2 separate regions of the Homo sapiens genome follow, and region 2 is linked to region 1. A link is a loop called in an ENCODE intact Hi-C map of the cell type or tissue named here. Cell type or tissue: A673. All regions are shown on one strand. Each heading gives the region's core, and the rest is flanking DNA. Links, peaks and the distances in the headings are about the cores only.

What was found. Peaks named below come from ENCODE experiments on the same cell type or tissue, not always from the same donor. Only the 100,000 strongest peaks of a DNase experiment are listed, where the experiment ranks them.
Region 2: it touches region 1 in a loop (5-fold over the local background); 4 of 110 quality-filtered maps call a loop at or near these places.

Annotation. Positions count from the first base shown.
Region 1 is chr20:2,169,846-2,174,476 of GRCh38, forward strand. It overlaps LOC124904859 (a long non-coding RNA gene), which reads left to right and starts at 3,330. Exons shown (of 2, transcript XR_007067500.1): 1 at 3,330-3,565. In A673, for the core only: a CTCF peak has its summit at 2,885 (motif pointing left); a DNase peak (open chromatin) is centred at 2,856.
Region 2 is chr20:1,887,017-1,891,647 of GRCh38, forward strand. It overlaps LOC102724545 (a long non-coding RNA gene), which reads right to left. Exons shown (of 4, transcript NR_186374.1): 2 at 3,768-4,152; 3 at 2,511-2,587; 4 at 1,106-1,293. Among named protein-coding and RNA genes, the nearest start is that of SIRPA, 6.1 kb to the right of the region's middle. RefSeq lists an enhancer at 3,446-3,970. In A673, for the core only: no CTCF peak of the experiment used is centred there; a DNase peak (open chromatin) is centred at 2,275; H3K27ac peaks cover 2,353 bases.

The sequences.
Region 1 (4,631 bases), core at 1,428-3,927:
GCACAAACCTCAGGCTCAAGCCTGCACATCTCTGCTTGCTGTCTGTGGGGGATGCTTCACAAACGAGTTCCCCTTTCTGGGTGTTATGAGAATTTTTCATGAGATATCTATCCTCCTTCTGTTTTTTTTTTTTTAATTATACTTTAAGTTCTAGGGTACATGTGCACAACGTGCAGGTTTGTTACATATGTATACATGCGCCATGTTGGTGTGCTGCACCCATTAACTTGTCATTTACATTAGGTATATATCTCCTAACGCTATCCCTCCCTGCTCCACCCACCCCACAACAGGCCCCGGTGTGTGATGTTCCCCTTCCTGTGACCAAGTGTTCTCATCGTTCAATTCCCACCTGAGTGAGAACATGCGGTGTTTGGTTTTTTGTCCTTGCGATAGTTTGCTGAGAATGATGGTTTCCAGCTTCATCCATGTCCCTACAAAAGACATGAACTCATCCTTTTTTATGGCTGCATAGTATTCCATGGTGTATATGTGCCACATTTTCTTAATCCAGTCTATCATTGATGGACACTTGGGTTGGTTCCAAGTCTTTGCTATTGTGAATAGTGCCGCAGTAAACATACGTGTTCATGTGTCTTTATAGCAGCATGATTCTCCTTCTGTTATTATTTGTATTATTCCACAGTTGAGGCCACTGAGACTCAGAGATGTTAAGTGACTTACTCAAGCTCACACAGCTGGAAAGGGCAGGGCTGAGATTCAAGGTTATTTATTCCAGTTATCTATTGCTGCATAACAAACCCATAACATAATGACTAACACAGGAACACATACTGTGTGCATAAATGTACAGTTTGGGTAGGGCTTGGCAGAGAGCTCATCTCTGCTCCTCTTGGCATTAGCTGGGCATGGAGTTTTCTGAAGGCTCATTCACCATGTGTTGGATGAGTGGTCTCGCTGTCCCCTGCAACCTTAGCTGAGTGCCTCTCCATAGGGTCTGGATTCCTTCCTCACAACATGCTACCTGTCTCCAGAGCCAGCATTCTCCCTCCCATCAAGGATTGAATGAGTCAAGAATAAAGCATTAAGCCAGGGGCAGTGTTTCACACCTGTACTTTGGGAGGCTAAGACAGGAGGATCGCTTGAGCCCGGGAGTTCGAGACCAGCCCAGGCAACATAATGAGACCCTGTCTCTAACAACAGCAACAGCAAAATAGCCACAGTGAGCTATGATTGCAAGGCAAGCAGGCAGGCAGGCAATCAGGCAGACAGGCAGGCAGGAAAGAAGGAAGGAAGGGAGGGAGGGAGGGAGGAAGGGCAGGCAAAGAGCTGTCTGGAACTGAAAAGTCCCCGTATAGGATCCAAGCAGAATGTTCTGTTCCTGAGCCCTGCAGGGCCCTGGTAAGCCTGGAGGTTAGGATGGAACCAGCTGTTTCCAGAACCTCCCTCCAAAAAAGAGGAGGATGGAGAAGGGACTGGCCCTGGAAGTCCTGAACTGGTCAGGTCAGGGAGCCAAACCGTAGAGGTTTCAGGCAGAAATGAGCCTTTCAAATGCCAGACTGCCCCTGATACAGCTGTTCCTCTTAGAAGTCTTGGTTCAGGCCAAGAACCAGGAGCTGCCCTGCTTCCGCCTCTCGCCCCCACTGTCAACAGTGCCACCTCCCAAATGTGCTGCGTCCACACACTTCCTCAGCCCCCATGGTCACACCGCAACTCTGGCCTGGACTGGTGCAGTAGCCTCCTCACTGTCACTGGCCCAATTCTAACACATTCCCACTCAGCAGCCAGAGATCTTTTGAAAGTGTAAATCAAACATCACATCGCATCACTTGGCTGTTCAAACATCTGAGGACTTCTTGTCCTTAGAATTAAATTCGAAGACAAGAAACAAAAACAGCCTGGGCACGGTGGCTCACACCTGTAATCCCAGCACGTTGGGAGGCCGAGGCAGGTGGATCACTGGAGATCAGGAGTTTGAGACCAGCGTGGCCAACATGATGAAACCCCGTCTCTACTAAAAATACAAAAAATTAGCCGGGCGTGATGGTGTGCTCCTGTAATCCCAGCTACTCGGGAGGCAGAGGCAGGAGAATCGCTTGAACCTGGGAGATGGAGGTTGCAGCAAGCCGAGATTGCACCACTGCACTCCAGCCTGGGTGACAGAGTGAGAGTCTGAAAGAGAGAGAGAGAGAGAAGAGAAAGAAGGAAGGAAGGAAGGAGAGAGAGAGAGAAAGAGAAAAGAAAGAAAGGAAGGAAGAAAGAAAGAAAGAGAAAAAGAAAGAAAGAAAGAAAGAAAAAGAAAAAGAAAGAAAGGAGAAAGGAGAAAGGAAAGAAAGAAATTAAAAAGAAAGAAAAGAGAATTAAATTCGAACTCTTCAAACTCAAACTCCTACAAGACAGCACTGCATCTCACCTTGCCCTCCCTGCTCCCTCTGCCTGGAACCATCTCCCACATTTATCTGTGCTTGGCTGGTTTCCTCTTGTCCTTCTGGTCTCAGTATGGAGGTTGCCTCCTTGGAGAGGTGCTCTGACCACGTGGTTCAAATCAGTCCCGACCCCCACCTTAGATCTTTATTATCTGGTGACATCACTTTATTTATTTATTTATTTATTTATTTATTTATTTATTTATTTATTTACTTGCTTTTTTCTTTGCTCCCCTCTACTGAGCTCTGGTCTCTTGAGCTGGTCCCAAGTATCAGAGTCAGGGCTTGGCACAGAGTAGACACACAATAAGCCGAGTGAGAGTCTAATGAACACACACACACCTCCCTTGGAGCGCTCTCACTCGTGTCCACTCAATCATATGCTGAGACCCTCTGCCACACTTGCAAACACAGACACACACTTCTCCACCCCTGGACACGTCCTGCGCGGGAGCTCCGAGATGCGTGAGCGCCTGTAACCAGGGATGCTGCCGCCCCCTCCTGGAAAGATTGGGAAAGTACAGCCAGAGTCTTTCTGGGAAACCACTCCAATGCTAACCTCAGGCTAATCCTAACTCCCCTTCCTTGCAGACAGCTGTCCCTGCCCAGGCAGGGTCTTCAGATCATTTCTGATATTTGGCCTAGGGCCTGGGCTGTATGTTCTTACCAGGTGCGGAGGAAGGAAGGAAGGAAGGGAGGGAGGGGAGGGGAGGGGAGGGGAGGAAACTGACGCAGGTAAGAGCATTCACCTCTTTCCCTCTCCAAGGCTCAGTTTCAGGATCATTGTCACAGGTCTGACACGAATCATGTGCAATAATTTTTTGTACATTCATAGGTTTGGAACACGGTATAAAGGGCCTTGAATGCCAGAATGAAGCCTTGGGTTTTATCCTGCAGTCGTTGGGAGCCACTAAGAGTTTCTGAGCAAGAGAGGGACAGGATCCGAACTGTGCTTTGGAAAGATGAACCAGCCGGTGTGCATTCATGCATTCACTCATTCGTTCATTCATTCATTCATCTGACCAAAATGTGCTTTAAACATCTTTTGCATGCCGGGCCCTGGGAATGCAGCAGTGACCAGAGGTGCTGTTGGACTTCATGGAGCTCATGGCCTCGAGTGACATGTGTGGGAGTGGACATTTGGACACAGAGGAGGCATCACCCCAGTCCTAGGCAAGGTGAGCCCTGGGGCAACATAAGGCTCACATAGGCGCCTTAGCTTCTGCCCTGTATGTAGACAGAGCAGGGTGGGAGTCAACTAAGCCACTGATTTAAGTACAGACCCTGGGACAGGGGCAAGCCTGTTGGTCCTCAGCTCCCATCCTAGGTCATGAGAGGCCAACTTGACCAACGCAGGAGGTGTATCTGTTCATTCCCCTCCCCAATCAAATAGATGCAAATAACATGCAAGAGGTCCGAATTTAAAGTATGTTAGTGTTAAATAAATGTATTATGGTCTGCCTGGCGCAATTATAGTCAAACTCAACATGTAGGATGTGACCCACATGAAATACTGAACCGATTTTAGTATCAGACAGCATACTCACTTTGGAGACGAGAAGAGGCAGAGGCCCAGGGACACACCATATGGAGAGATGCACACACGGGCAGGTGTTCATGAATTTACTGCATTCAGGAGGTGAGAAGAAAAAAGAGACAGATTTCATTTTCAGCTCTGGCTGGAGTTACGGTCCTTCCTTTGAAGGAACATGGATGAGGAGCTAGAAGTCCTAGGTACTAGTCCCCACCACAGCCACTTGGTAGCTGTGTCAATTCTAACTGGCCACTGTATTCTCATCTGTACAATGGGTCCAATGACAGGGAAGCATGAAGGAGACCATGGAGGTGTCTTAGGTTGGGATCTCCAGAAGTTGACCCTGAACCAAGGATTCCTGTGAAAATGACTTACTGTGTGTGAAGTATTTCCAGGAACAGCTAGAGGAAGGGGAAGCAGGCAGGGCCAGCAAGACCATGCCCCACCAGGTCTGTCCTGCAAAGGAGGTGGCATAAGTCATACCTCAGAGTTGGCCCATTTGGGGGGCAAGGGAGCTGGGGTATTCATACTCCTGTGCTCATTGGTAATTAGAGGGAGTAAATTCCCCTCTGGAGGACATACCTTTCCAGGCACTTCCAGCTCTCCATACGTACAGGCAAAGCTGGGTCGAGCAGGCTACGAACTGTCCTCTGAAAGACACAGGTGCTGGCTGCTGGGAGTGAGAGCATCCTGGGAGCTGCTGTACACAG
Region 2 (4,631 bases), core at 1,201-3,700, 280 kb before region 1:
GCGTTGGGGCAGCAGGGTGTGAGTTGGGAGTAAGGAGGGGGACTAAGGGATTTGCTATCAAAAGATCTGGGTTTATGGCCTTTCTGTGCCACTAAGTCAATATGTTGGTCAGGTAGAGCCTCTGTTTACTCATCTGTACAATAGGTATGGCACGGCTATGAGGCTCCCATCAGATACAGTCCAAAGGGCTCTGGGAGACTTCCCAATCCACTTCCCTCCTTGCTCCAGCAGCAGTGGCAGCATGAAGGCTGGTGTGGCCAACTGCTACCCAGAGGGCATGGTCCCAATCGGAAGCTGCAGCAGCAAAGACAGTGGTATGTGTTGTTTAGGCTTTCCCTGAGAGCCAAACCAGTTCCTGCCCAGGGATGGACACTTCCTTTCTCGGGTACAGGAATGAGGCCAACTAGAGTCTTGGCTTCCCTGCCCAGGAAAGCAGCCGGGGGAGTCCAACGAGGACACCTGTTCCTTCAGGAAACCCAAGCCAAGCCAGGCCCTCGGGTGGCGGAGCCTGAGCCCCTGGATCCAGCTGCCAGTGCCCTCATGGACAGAGCTGCATCCTGCTTCCTGTTTCCTGCTTCCTGCTCCTTCTTTCACTCTATCAGTAGTTTCTGCCTGAGGCCCTACTCTGTGTGGGCTCAGCTCCAGGTGCTAGGGAACAAAGGCAAAGAGCTCACATGGAGCTCAAAGATCAGTAGGAGAGCCACGCAACCAATCAAATGTATAACATTGATATGCTGTCAAGAAATGGAAATGCTATCAAAAAATAAAGTGGAGTAGGGAATAGGAAGTGATGGGACAGTTTTAGCTGAGTGGTCAGGACATGCTTCTCTGCAGAGGTGATATTTGAGCATAGACCCTAAGGAAGAGTCAGGGGCAAACTAGGCAGCTAGCTGGGGAAGAGGGTTCTTGGCACAGGGAACAGCCCGTGCAAAGGCCCTGAGGTAGGCACCTGCTGGGCATGTTCAAGGAATACTGAGATGGTGAATTAACTGGAGTGGAGTGAGCAAGGGGGAGAGTGTGGGGAGACCGGGTCAGTGAAGCAGGGGATCACAGGGGGCCTTTTGAGCTGCACTGAGAACTTCAGGTTTTACTCCAAGAGAAGGAGTGGAAGGCCATTGGGAGGCTTTTATTGAAGAAGCAACAAGGTGGGGAGTCCAGGAAGTACGGAGCCAGTGAGGAAGTGACTGCACTAATCCAGGTGAGAAATGAAGGTACTGGGACCGGAGTGTGATGCAGGTGGGAAGGAGTGGTTGGATTCTGGGTTTATTTTGAAGGTAGAGCCAAGAGGATTGGCTGGCAGGGAAGGAAGAGAAAGAGATAAGTCAAGGAGGGCACCAAGGTATTTTGCCTGAGGAACTGCACGAACAGACTGAGATGGAGCAGGCAACAAACATCATTCTCAGCTGCCATGCGTTGGTGCATATTTTCTCTGTCTCTCTCTCTCGTCTCTGTCTCTCGCTCTCCTCTTTATGCATTAATCCTGCCCTCACCTATTTTCAGATGAGAAAACTGAGGCTGAGACCCACTCGAGATCACACACATAGTGAGGGGCAGCGCCTGGAATTGCATGCATATCTCTTAGCCACTGAGCTACACTGTCCCATCAGAACTGGAGTTAGGGTCATCTGTTCATTCCTTATTTCATCCACCAGATCCTTGTGTGTCTAAGACCTTTTAGCAGGTCTGGTGCTGGGCACCTGAGAAGGACGTGGAAACCATCAGGACCTGGAAATCATCAAGCCAACACCTCAGTAGTGATGGAAACCCAGAGAGGGCACTGTGGGGCATCCCAAGCTCATCCTAAGCAAGTAGAAGTCAGAATGTGCAGAGGTCGGGAGCAGGGGATAGGGAATGAGAGCTCCTGGATTCAAAGCCTGGCTCTGGAGCTCTCAAGGTGTGGGCTCTTGGACAAGCTCCTTAAGTTCTCTGTGCCTCAGTTTTCTCATCTGTGAAATGGGGATAAGAATTGTGTCCACGTAAGATAATCACAGGGAGGCATCATGAGATAATGTGCTGAAACCCTTCAGGCCTGGGGCTTAACACACACTCCTATGTTTACCTGTGATTAGTACTATTAGGCAGTCAGCACTCAAACCCAGGTCTCTCCGTGATGGCTGAGGCAATCAGCTCTCTGCCCCTGCAACACCACCAGTACACCCACCCAGAGGTGTTGGGGAGGGCTCAGCTCTGGGTGGAGCTAGATCCCCAGAGCCTGAGAACAGTGTTTAGGGCCCGACAGTGTGGTCCCACCCCTTATGGGCTCCTATGAGCTGCCTGCCTGCCTGCCGAGTTGCTCAATCACTGACTTCCCCAGGAAAGCACTAATTACAGCAAAGCTCCCCTGGGTTCAGTGATCTGTCACAGCCCCTAGGCATCAGAGCACTGGCTACAGTCTCTACAGCAAGCGCTGTCCTGCCCTCTGCCTTCGCCCTAAGGGGAGGACAGAAACCACAGGGATGGACAGACTAACCAACACGGAAACTGGGGCCAGGCTTACAAAGGAGTCTCACCTTGGCTTGAATGGCAGTCTATTCAGCGGTTCTCAAAGTGTGATCCCTGAATCAGTAGCGTCAGTATCACCTGGGACCTTGTTAGAAATGCAGATTTTCAGACCTTACCTAAGGCCTACTGAATCAGACACTCCATGGCTAGGGCCCTGGAATCAGTGTTTTAACAATCCCTCCAGGGGCTATTGGTATCAGCTCACGTTGTAGAACCAAAGCTCTGATGCCTGTGCAGCTGTGGTTGGATGGAGGCCTGTGGAGAGGCGATTATGAAGTGGGATGGATTGAAGCACAGGTTCATAGAGACCCACCTTCAAATCCAGGCTGTGCCAATTCCTTACCCTGAGATTGGATCGTGGGCAGAGAGCTTCATTTATTTATTATTTTTACTTACTATTATTTTAGAGATAGGTTCTCACTCTGTTGCCCAGGCTGGAGTGCAGTGGAGCAATCATAGGTCACTGCAGCCTGGAACTCCTGGGCTCAAGCAATCCTCCCACCTCTGCCTCCCAAAGTGCTGGGATTACAGGTGTAAGCCACCATGCCCAGCCCAGTTTTTAAATTTAATACATATTTATTGACAACCTATTGTTTACTGTTAAAGACCCTGGAGCTACAGCTCTGGGACAAAACAATGGCAGCGGCCAACACTTAACCGATATTAACTCATTTAACCCTCACAAGAAACCTTTCAGGTAAGGTCCTATCATTACCCCGAAGGAAGCACAGATCATCAAAATAACTTGCCCCACGGGGCTAGTCTGAGAGACCGCTGGAGTGCAAGCCACTAGGATAAACTGACCTGGAGCTAGTTAGGGAGACAGACAAAATGCAGTGGAGACACACAATATTAGCAGGTCGTGATGCATGCTATGAAGATAAAATAGGGAAGAGGGTAGGGCATATTGGGCAGGCGTGAGGGTGACTACTTTAACAGGGTGGTCTGGCAAGGCCTCTCAAGGAGGTGGCGTGTGAGCAGAGGCCTCCTGAAGTCTCAGCTGCCTCATCTGTAGAATGAGGGAATGATTAGCTCACCCCCCCAGGTGTGGTATGAATGTCACAAGTCTGTAAAGCATAGTAGCTGCTGAACAGATGGGAATTGTTACTGTTTGGAAAACTGAGTTCAAATCCTGACTGGTCTGGCCACCCAGACAAAGGGCCTGTTGTGAACCTTGGAGATTACCCTTACTCTGTAAGGGCCGGAGGACATAGCAGGGGCTCGGTAAGGTCACTCCCATCTCCCATCCCCCCAACCCCACTTGCCTTCCAGCCTGGTGAGCAGCAACTCTTGGGGCAGTTGGTTCCCTGGTCCAGGCTGCCCAGGAGTCCGTGCTGTTTTTATTTTTATTGTTCTGGCTTCACAGCTGAGACCTCTAACTCCAAATGGCTCTTCTTGCCCAGAAAAATAGGTCGTTGGCAGCTCCAGCCTCCTGGCAGGCCTGCCTGCTGACGCCAGCCCAGGGTTACGGGAAGTGGGGAGCAGAGCGCGGGCAGGGCTGGAACCAGGTGAAGCTGGGCTGTGCAGGTGCCAGCGTGCCCCACAGGGTGGCCCTGGTCAAGTCGTGTTCTGTCTCTCAGTGTGTTTCCTCACCTCTGGGAACACCGCGGAGTTGCTGAGGCTTCAGTGAGATAATGTATCTCAAAGGACCTAGAACACACAAGGGTGTCATCTACCCCCCTGCAAAGGCCAAACTCCAGATAGGCCCTGCCATGCCATCGTGGCTGCTTTCACATCCTTGTCACTACTGACCCCTCGTATCAGAGTTTGTTATCCCTATTTCACAGATGAAAAGACTGAGGCTCAATTTTTTTTTTTGCCCAAGTTGCATAAGTCAAATTGGCAAAATCTTGGCTTCCAAGCCCCTGATCCTCTCCTTCTCATGCCCATTTGTCTTCTTCCCTTGACAACAGGGAAGGAATGTGATCTGACTTCTGTGCAAGGATTCCTCGGGCTGGTGAGTGAGGAATCGACAGAAGGCACAAGGTGGAAATAGGGCGCCCAGGTGAGAGCGGTGGAGGCTCAGACGAGGGCGGAAGCAGCGGAGGCGCTGAGAAGTGGTTTGGCCCTGGTTGTGATGAGAAGGCCCAGCAGGCAGGATTTGCTGACAGATTGTGCCCTCTAGGAGT